Linked DNA regions of Homo sapiens: region 2 is linked to region 1. A link is an interaction called in ENCODE POLR2A ChIA-PET data of the cell type or tissue named here. Cell type or tissue: OCI-LY7. All regions are shown on one strand. Links, peaks and the distances in the headings refer to the core of each region. The heading gives the core; the rest is flanking DNA.

Region 1 (5,378 bases), core at 266-5,265:
CCTGAAAGTTAGACAGGCATGAATCAGAAGATGAAGCCAAGGAGAAGGGAATAAGGAGCTGGTATTCTCTGCGCTCCAAGTCATCCTAGACTAAAGGGGATGTATCCTTGACCTTGACTTAGAAAGAAGAGTAAAGCAATCTAGCCTAAATGGCAAATGTATGTAGCTAGATCCCGGCAGATGAGAGGTGCTCTAACTAGAAGCCACTATTTCCTCTTCAAATAAGTTTTTTAATTTTTTGAATAGCAAATGGGGCCCATTTGTCAGCAGTAGATTGGGTCACTGCCCGGCTGATTGAATTCTTAAGGCCAACTGACATGCCCAATTAATGCAAGATCAGAGTCCCCCTCCAGGCATGACTTCAGACGAGTCTGTTTACCTTTATTTGGTGAACAGTGGTGTTAGCAGGGTCCTGTTGGGCTCAGGTTATTCCAGGGAGGTGAAGCCTTCGCCAGTTTAATTACATGCTGCTCTGGAGCTACTGTTTTGTAAAATGAAGCGCGGGTTTGTAACTGAAGACCTGTTATTTGGTTGCTTGGAAACTAGTGCATTTACTTCCCAAAGTTGTCACCAAACCCTTCTAGGGAGGCAAGGTGAGCTGCCACAAACCCTCCCAAGCCATTAATTTCTCAGGAGCAAGACATAAATCAGTGCAGCCAGAAGATAGAGAGTTTGGTGGTCACTGTCCCATTAGACACACCTTGAGTCCCTGCAAGGGCCATGAGCCTGTCTGCTCCGTGCCTTCCTCCCTGCTTCTGGTTCCAGCTGTCCATTATACCAGCACACCATTATTCACGTACATTTCCATGGACCACATCACCAGTGTAAGCACAGCTACTTATCTGGAGAAATCAGGAGTGATTCAGTGCCATTTTGCAAACAGAGAGACACGGAGGCCCAGGGCAGTTAATTGGAAGCCCAAGCAGCTTTAGGCTTCAAAGTTGCCCCCATTAGCACGTCTGGCTTCGTTAATGCCATGTCTTGCTCTTTGGTGTAAGAGGAAACATAGATGCTTCCCAGTCCAGGCTCATCTGTGGGACAGGCTGCTCCCACCAGTTCAGGAACTCTGCAGATGGTTGGTGTTTCGCGCTTCAGCCCCTGTTCCTCCTTGTCTGTGGCTAAGCCTGAATATTTTTTTCTAGGTCTACAGGTCAGTGAAGATCAAGTTATTTATGTTGTATTTTAATGGTCATAGAAATGGTCAAGAGCTATAGTCAGCCTGATACCAACCTATGCTTTTGGAAGCACTGCAATGACACTGATATCCTTTATATACTGGGTGTGTGTGTGTGTGTGTGTGTGTGTGTGTGTGTAAGATGGTCTCCCCTGTATTAGTCTGTTTTCAAGCTGCTGATAAAGACATACCTGAGACTGGGTAATTCATAAAGAAAAAGTGGTTTAATGGACTCACAATTCCATGTGGCTGGGGAGGCCTCACAATCATGGCAGAAGGTGAAAGGCACTTCTTACAGGGTGACAGTAAGGAGAAGAATGAGAACCAAGAAAAAGGGGTTTCCCCTTATAAAACCATCAGCTCTCATGATACTTATTCACTACCATGAGAACTGGATGGGGGAAGCCACCCCCATGACTCAATTATCTTCCACCAGGTCGCTCCCACAACACATGGGAATTATGGGAACTACAATTCAAGATGAGATTTGGGTGGGGACACAGCCAAACCATGTCACCCCTGTCTATAGAAGATACATTTCAGAGTGGTGAACCAGGCTGTGGCTAAACCATGCCTCTCTGGAAGTCAATTTCAGGACAATTCATTTGTGTCAAGGCATAGCCTGTCTAACCAACTCTTCCAGATCAAAGAATATCTGTGCATTTCTTTTTCTTTCTTTCTTTCTTTTTTCTTTTTTGAGACGGAGTTTCACTCTTGTCGCCCAAGATAGAGTGCAGTGGCATGATCTCGGCTCACTGCAACCTCCACCTCCCAAGTTCAAGTGATTCTCCTGCCTTAGCCTCCCGAGTAGCTGGGATTACAGGCACTCGCCACCATGCCCAGCTAATTTTTGTATTTTTTTAGTAGAGACAGGGTTTCACCATGTTGGCCAGGCTGGTCTTGAACTCCTGACCTCAGGTGATCCATCCACCTTGGCCTCCCAAAGTGCTGGGATTACAGGCGTGAGCCACTGCGCCCAGCCTGTGCATTTCTCTCTTTCCTCTCTCCCTTCTCTAATCTTTGGATCCTCCTTTCTATTCATTTCACTCATTCATTTCTTTATTTGTTCAGCACTTATTTATCACACATCTGCTGTGTTTGAGCCAGGCCCTCAGCTGGGTAGCAGGTGTGCAGCGATGCAACAGGAACACGCCTACAGGAAGCCTATACCTCCTCCACACTTACCTTCTCTTTCTGTCACTCTCCTTGGCTGACTCCTTCCTGCCAGGTGGGAGACAGACAGCATTTTCTTAAGCAGGGTCAGTTATTCTGCTCATGGGCCTGAGCACTCACTATGTGGCTTCCGGATTAACGGAGAGATAGAAGATGCCCAAGGCAGGCCCATGGGCCCCAACCCCCAGTAGTTTAGTGACTTGGTAGAGGAAGTGGAGTTATGCATATAAAACATCGAGATAAATAAAGGGTGCAGATGTGCGCCACTGTGCTAAACTTGGAGTCACTGGTGGGCTGGACAGTCTCAAAGGCCTTGAACAGGTTGGACGTGCCAGCAGTGGCACAGAGTGCTCAGGTATGAAGAGGAAGGCACAATTGTAGCGTGAAGATGGGAACCCCAAAGACTGCCCTTCCTGGGGTGGAGGGCATTGCTCAGCCCTCCTGAAGATTAGTCCTGTAGCAGAGGATTGTTGGGCCAGCCTCTCCTGTTGTCCAGGCCTGGAAAGGACTCTGGGAAGGAGGGAGAGCCCCAGGGATATCACCAGGTTAGAAGAATGAGGAGTGTCTGGATTTCTTGTTTCAATGATGGAAGGGAGGCAGCAGAAGTGACAGGTTGAGTTGGAAGAAAGCCACACCCTCTGCAGGAAAAGGAGGGTTGGTGGTGGAAAGAGGCTCCCCTCTTGGAGAGAAGAGGGAGGGCAGCCTCTGTGCCTTGCCCTTCCTTCCCCACCCCAAGTCTTTAACACCATCTCCATTTCTTTTGCCGATCACTGGTTTGTTGCATTATTTTTGAAATCAGCATGATGTGAGACGTTGCATTTTCCTTGATCGTTTGACATGTAAAAGATAAAAATCATTTCTTTGTAAATCACACATCGTTTTTTCTTATAAATCCTCAATTGCAGTTGGCCTCAGCGTGGCTGATGAGCACATTACCGCACAGTCTTTTTTTTATTAGGAATCTGAGCCTGTGCACTTTATCACCCATTGTCCTGTCTTGTCCCTGCTGTGTAACTAGAGATGGCCCCAGGAAACTTTAAAGGTAATCCATCCTACCATGGAGCTTCTCAGCTGCAGGCTCTCCTCCTGCAAGGTGAGCCTGGAGGGCCAGGTATGCTGTAACCCCCCCATTTCCTCCTCTGGGTCAGCTCCTATAGAACACGAGGCACGAAGTGACTCTCAGTGCACACCTCTGCTCATGGCTCCTCGTCATTCCCTAAAATATGGGGCTGTTTAAGGATTTTTTTTTTTTTTTTAGATAGGGTCTCGCTCTGTTGCCCAGCTCAGGCTGGAGTGCAGCGGCACGATCTCGGCTCACTGCAACCTCAGCCACCCAAGTAGCTGGGATTACAGGCATCGCCGCCACTCCCAGCTAATTTGGTATTTTTAGTAGACACGGGGTCTTGCCATGTTGCCCAGGCTGGTCTTGAGCTCCTGACCTCAAGTGATCTGCCTGCCTCAGCCTCTCAAAGTGCTAGTATTAGAGGCGTGAGCCGCTGCACCTGGCCAGGATTTTTTTTAAATAAGCAACACGCACATAAAAAAAAAAAAAAGTATAGAAATGGTACCTGGCATGTCGTAAATGCTAAATGATGTTGCCTATTACTTTTTAACATCATTAAGATTCATTATAACCAAAGTGTGTCCTAGAATAACCTCCTACGGTTTACTCGTGTGCAGAATGTGGATGAGAAGGCCTGCCTGCCTGCCTCAGAAGTGCAAGCTGTGCATGTGTTCACCATCAGCAGGAGCTTATTACACATGTATTGAATGACTAACATGGGCTGTCAACTGTAAGCCCTGACAAATTCGAAGGTGTTTGTTGCTGTGCTTCCGAATGCATAGTGCTGGTTCTAAATGTGCTTGTTGCCTTGCAGTGCATTTATTGGGCATGTTGCTCTTTTGGCCTATGTGGTGATGTTATCAGCCCAGGTCCTCTGAGAAGCAGATTCCAAGAAGGGATTAGACCTGCATGAGATGAGATTGACTGGGAGAAAGACCTGAGAAGGACCAAGGGGAGGGAGCAGGAGCTGGCAGACTGCCGTGCAGGTCTGACACCCGTGAAAGGAGAGGGGGAAGGAAGGAGGCCTGGGAAGAAGAGCCGCCAATCACAGCAGATTTCTAAGAACATTAGGTCAGGCTGAAGGGAGGCCCATGAGCCAAAAGTGTCCTCTAAAAGGAGTGCCACATCCCACTGGAATGGGCCTACAACCATCAGCACTATCTGGCTCCCGAACTTTTTTATCTTCCCAAACTGAAACTCTACCTCCATGAGACACCAACTTCATTTTCACCTTCCCAGCCCCCTGGAAACCAGCATTCTACTTTCTGCCTCTATGAATTGACTACTCTAGGAGCCTCACATAAGTGGATCAGACAGTATTTGTTCTTTTGTGTCTGGCTCATTTCACTTAGCATAATGTCCTCAAGGTTGTGAACCCAGAAAATCTGAGACAGATCTCAGTTAATTTAGAAAGTTTATTTTGCCAAGGTTGAGGACGAGCCCGTGACACAGCCTCAGGAAGTCCTGATGACATGTGCCCAAGGTGGTCAGGGCACAGTTTGGTTTTATACATTTTAGGGGGACATGAGACGCCAATCAATAGATGTAGGAGGTATATTGGTTCAGTCTGGAAAGGCAGGACAACTTGAAGCAAAGGCAGGGAGACTGGAAGCCAGGGGGAGCTTCCAGGTCACAGATAGGTGAGATACAAACAGTTGCATTTTTCTGAGTTTCTGATTGGCCTTTCCAAAGGAGGCAATCAGATATGCCTCTAATGGCCAGGCTCGGTGTAATCCCAGCACTTTGGGAGGCCGAGGCAGGCAGATCACAAGGTCAAAAGATTGAGACCATCCTGGCCAACATGGTGAAACCCTGTCTCTACTAAAAATACAAAAATTAGCTGGGTGTGGTGGCACGCACCTGTAGTCGCAGCTAATCGGGAGGCTGAGACAGGAGAATCACTTGAACCCAGGAGGGGGAGGTTGCAGTGAGCCGAGATCGGGCCACTCCACTCTGGCCTGGCAACAG
Region 2 (5,378 bases), core at 163-5,162, 780 kb after region 1:
GTGGAAGGAGAGCACGTGCTGTATGCTTGAAGTTGATAAGCAAGAGGTAGTGGGGGAAGAGACTAGATTGGCACACAGGGTACAGCTCATGAAAAACCTAGCAGAATATAATAGGGAATTCATATTTTACCCTTAAACAATGAGAAGCCATTGAAGGACTGTTGAGAAGAGAAGTGATATGATCAGATTTAGATCAACACTTTAAATTAGCAAGCTTCAATTGAGTGGAAGGGATTGAAATCAAGAGGGGTAATCACTGTGGTGCACAAAGAGGGATCTTTCAACTAAGGCAGTGACCCAGAGGCAGTGGGGTGGGGTTAGATTTCAGAAATACTTTAGAAGAGAATTTTTGGGGATAATTTTATAATGGGTTTAAGTAAGAGAAGTACCTAGGATGAAACCTAACTTTTTGGTTGGAGTAATTGGGTGAATGGCAGCAACATTTGCCAAGGTGGCGGAAAAAGGGGGAAGAACACATCTACAGGGGAATGATGATTCATGGATTCATTCACTCATTCATCTGTTCAACACACATTTAGTGAAGGCCCACTACGTGCCAGCACTGCTCCAGCGTAATATTAACTAAGGCGGGCAAAGTTGCTGCTGTCGTTGGGGGGAATAAAGCATTTTTAAAAGGAATAAGAGCTTTTGATGTTGAAGATAACATAAATAAGATAAATCAGGGTACAGCAATAGAGAGAGACAGGGAAAGAGGAGCCTGCAGGACAGGAAAATCCTCTTGGAAGAGCTTCCTTTGAGCTGAGACTTGTGTGGTTATCAGAGCACAGATATGCAAATATTAGAGAAGCATCTAGAAAGTGAACTGCAAATGCAAAGTCTTCCTGGTTGGAGTGATCCAGACTTGTGAATGTAATGAAGGTCCCATGTGCTTGGGGCAGAGTGGGTGTGAGGGAGGGTGAGAGAAGATAAGGAGGGATCTTGCAGGATATGACAGGAAAGGGTTAGGGCTTGGATGTTACTTGAATTGCAGACTCTCCCTTAATATATATGCCATGGGGTTCTAATTCCCCTTGTGAAGCAGTCTTCGGTTTGGCATGAAAGATAGTAAGTTTGAGGTGCTTGTCAGACACCTAAGTGGGGATGTTTACCAGACAGTCAGATGAACTTGTAGAATTTTGCAGAAATAAAAGAACTGGAAAAAATAGATTGGAGAGTTGTCAACCAACAGCATACAAGTGACAGTTAAAGCTGAGGGTGTGCATACATTTTCATAGCATGAGTGTGTAGAAGCAGAGAATCTCAAATTAGCTGCCTCATACGTACAGTGTGAAGACAGGCATTGTTTAGTGTTAAAAGACAATGCAAGATGGCCTATCTTTACTTGCAACATAAGTAGCTGGGCATCTCTCTTTTATACCTGGTTTGCTCTATGCATTTAAAAGAAGTACACATCCTCTGCAGGCATTTGTGTTTGATGAAAAGTAAGGAAGAGAAGCAGGTTAAAAATGGAGTGTTACTGTACACATCGCAGACTGGCCAGACCCTACATGATAATCTGGTGTGAAAGTTAAGTAGTGCATATATTCTAAATTCTATTTTACCACTTTAATAAAACAATTAATGCCTTACTCAGACTGTAAATTGCCTGTCAAATGTAGCATCAGATGGGTAAAAAAAGAAGCTAGCTTCTGTGTACTATATAGCTTCAGACAGTAGTCTTAACACATGGTGTGTATCTCAGCAGGTTATTTTCCTTAATTTTTGCAGGCTGTTGCTGAGACTTTAGCATTGATTCCATGTAGCTCTCTTACAGCAAAATTTCAGCCAAGTTGCTTTACTTTGGTAAAGGCTTCTTTAATTTATGTTCAATGTCCCACCTCTATGGAGTACTAATGATCTGTTTGTATCACTATATCCCTTTCCTTTCTTGTGTGTACGTGTACACACAATTATAAAAAATTTCCTAATTAGATACTTTGAATTTTGAGATAATAAACTCAATTGCAGATTTTTTTTTAAAGTTCTGTTTAGTGTTATCTTTCAATGTGTTTCTGCTGATGTAGTGGGAATTTCCTCTAAGCCAAACAACAAAGCCACACTGTGGCTCCAGTAACTTGGAAAGACCTGGAAGGCAATCTGGTTTATTCATCAATCCTGATTGATTTCTTTCTTCAACTCATTCCATCTAAGGAACATGTTTCTCATCCATTTAATAGATGTAACACACCAAATTAAATCAAGCTTTCCTGTCTTAAAATTTGCCTTGAAGTCTGTGATGGTGATCTTTTAGGTTTTCATGTATTCTCTTGAAGACTGAAAGTTAAGGAAATGTAAACAGAGAAAGCAGGATGTCAACATATAAGCACATTTAATAAAGGAGGATGCCTATCAAAGGTGATGATTTCAAATAGTATTATAGACTAGACAGATTCTCCCATCTTAAAAAGTGGGATAAATAATACATAAGCACTCTGCCATGAGGGGTGGTGGATTCTGACTGGTTACAAGTACAGCGTCTCTAGGGTCCCCTGGTTGATAAACACAGCATCCTCCTGCAAGAAGCATGTTGTATTCAGCAGGTTGAGGGAGTGGTCTGGGGGACATCCTGAACTTTCCACTGGGAGCTCTGTTATTGATTCTGGCATTTAGGCAAATTCCAGTGGTATCTCAGGTCCCCAAGTCTGAGAACAGGATGCTGGTAGGGACTCTAACTGCCTTTGGCTATGACACACCCTTTGGCAGACGCTCTCAGCAGTTGTCAGTTTCAGTTTCAGTGTGGAAATAGATGATTTATTGTCCCTTGAAAATTGGTGGTGGTGGAGGGGGGGGCGTTGGCATTGAAGGGGACCCTGAAAGACAACTCTCTGCAACTTTAAGAACATGGACTGGGCTTGAAGGTGAGAAAGCGTGCCTTGAGCTTGCTTCTAAAAAACAAAAAAAAGTTTCATTTCAGAATAATGGCTTTTTAGGGGAGTAGAAGACATAGAGAAATAAATGAAATATGAAAGTATTATGGGAAAAATACACAGACCAAAATTGTTTTGTGCATAGTATGTGCTCAATGTTTATTTGTAATACGAGGACTTGAAAATGGGTGGGAATGACCTTTACGAGAAAGAGACTGTTTTTATCCTCTGAAATTTGTACATTATCTGATAGAATTCAATGTAGCTAAAAGTTTGTCCACATAGAAATGCCTTCTTTTAGTTGTGAATTACATGGCATTGTACATAGTGAGGGCCCCATCTGTAAAATCAATTGGAAGAAAGTTCAGGAAAGAAATATCATTGATTTTTTTACTGTCTTGAATGATAGAAGCAGCCTGTGGAAAGGAAACATTGGATCAGTGGATGTTGGTTACTTGGGGTTTGCAAATGAGTTCCATGAATTATAGAAATCCATTTCAGAAATTTAACCCTAGATAAACAGTCTTAACAAGGAAGAACCAGTTCTTTTTATCTTTGAGCCATATTACTCAGCTGGGGGTTGGGGAGGTGGGTCAGTGAGAAATGTCAAATGACTAACTGCTATGTTGTGGACTAGATTCAGATGATCTTAATATCATTAAAATCCAGAACTATAGAACTTTAAGAAAAGAAATTATAGTCCATCAATTATTATTTTATATCTTATAGCTTCTTGGATTCATTACGGGTAAGAGAAGAAATTTAAGATTGTGAGGAGAAACAAAAGGAGATACTCCACATTCCACTTCCCACTTTCCCAGGATGTTTCTGGACTTCCTTGTGAGACTGATGAAGTATTGAGTCCATAACATAGAAACCAGGCTTAGTGATGTCCTTTTAGAGGTCTCAACATGAATGTAGTATGAATCTAGTATGAACTCATGAATTTTATGAATCGTGAATGTTGTATGAAAAACAATTAAGAGGCAGAGAGAGCATAAAAAATATACAAGAATGCGTGAGTTTCCCGCCTCTTTTTGTTTCCAGACCCTTCAATTTGCTATTGGAATTGGGCTTGTGGACTGGAGAGTTCCACAACTGGAGGCTTCTAGGTCCTGTGTGATGAGATTTTTCTAACTTGGTTTAGACTTCTTGAAAAAGTTACCATCTTCTCTCTGCACTTGACAGAACAGATGGAAGTAGATGGATGCATATCTACAAGAATCAAAGTACAGATGGAGAGTGGAGGAAATAGGGTCTTCATGTTATCCTCCACTACCAATATTGATAGAGTCAAGACAATAGGACCATTTATCCCATTTTTGCGGAGGGGCTACAAAAATGTTGCTCCCTTTGAAGTAAGGTTGAAAAAAATTCTGCCTGGGATCCAACCATTTCATCTTTGACTCTGCCACTTTGAAAGACCTAAGCACAGGCTTTGGACGCTGTCACTATGGATGTAAATAATTTTGTGTCCAGGTTCCCAGGCAGGCTGTGTCTTTAATTCTTAAGGTGAGTCGTCTTTCTTGGATGTTGGTTCAGAGGAGGATGTTGGCAACCCAACATGGATGTAAATGGAAGGTTCATGCGTTTTTTTTTAGTAGGGAGCTGGATGGGTGTTTGGGAAAACCTGGTCTTTGTGATATTATCCTCACCAGAGAAGGGGCTTAGATTCTGAGCTAAACTATGCCACACTAGCTTCAAAGAACTGCAAAACTGTCCTAGGATATTGGTGACTCCACTGTGTGGTTACCGTCAGGACAAGCCAGAACAGCACCCATTGGGAAGCTGGCTCTCCCAAGTGTGATGCTTGGGAAGCACCCTGCAGCCCCAGTGTGAGGCCTTCCTGAGCTTTTTGAGGCCTGACACCATCACAGCCCTTTGCCACCACATCTGGGCTGTGATGGTGTCATGCCTCACTCAACAAGCTTGCCTAGGCTAGGGGATACTTGAATAGGAGACTTTCAATGAATTTTTTAGAAAAAGATGATTTTGTTGAGGGCAGATTGTTCTTGACACACCCAGTAGTCTATTGGGGAAGGCAACAGAGGACAGTCAATACATCCCCATCATTCCTGCTACTGCACAGTTTTATTTATGAGACTTTGGGTCATATGAGGCTTGGCCAAGAAGACGTCTGATGGGTGGAGTGATACTCACCTTAACCACACCTCTGCTATGCTGAGACACCTCAAGGAGAATGTGTGTGTGGAGAAGGCAGGCAGGGATGCCACACCCTGAGCCTGCTTTCCTCCTTGCTGTGAGAACCTAAGGAAGAGCTTCTAGAAATCATTCCTGTTTTCCCAGAGGTCTGCCACTGCCTATCTTGGGATATATTTAGGAGGGAGAGGAATGACGCAGAAGAATGTTGTTCTGGGGAGTTAAAGCCTTTTTTTTTTTTTTTCTCAGCAGATATTTATCTGAAAATAGTTGAAGTAGTTCAGATTTCATGGGGCTTTGAACACATTGGCATATGTGATTTGGGCAATAAAGTGTTGGTTGTTTTGATGA

Evidence for each region. Peaks named below come from ENCODE experiments on the same cell type or tissue, not always from the same donor. Only the 100,000 strongest peaks of a DNase experiment are listed, where the experiment ranks them.
Region 2: POLR2A ChIA-PET joins it to region 1 with 10 read pairs; 1 of 35 experiments calls an interaction of 5 or more read pairs at or near these places.

The regions. Positions count from the first base shown.
Region 1 is chr17:72,769,580-72,774,957 of GRCh38, reverse strand. All of the region lies in intron 6 of SLC39A11 (solute carrier family 39 member 11), which reads left to right. Among named protein-coding and RNA genes, the nearest start is that of LINC00511, 130 kb to the right of the region's middle. In OCI-LY7, for the core only: CTCF peaks have their summits at 2,720 and 2,979; DNase peaks (open chromatin) are centred at 2,427 and 2,997; H3K4me3 peaks cover 1,753 bases; H3K27ac peaks cover 4,171 bases.
Region 2 is chr17:71,985,140-71,990,517 of GRCh38, reverse strand. No RefSeq gene overlaps it. Among named protein-coding and RNA genes, the nearest start is that of ROCR, 38 kb to the left of the region's middle. In OCI-LY7, for the core only: no CTCF peak of the experiment used is centred there; a DNase peak (open chromatin) is centred at 2,697.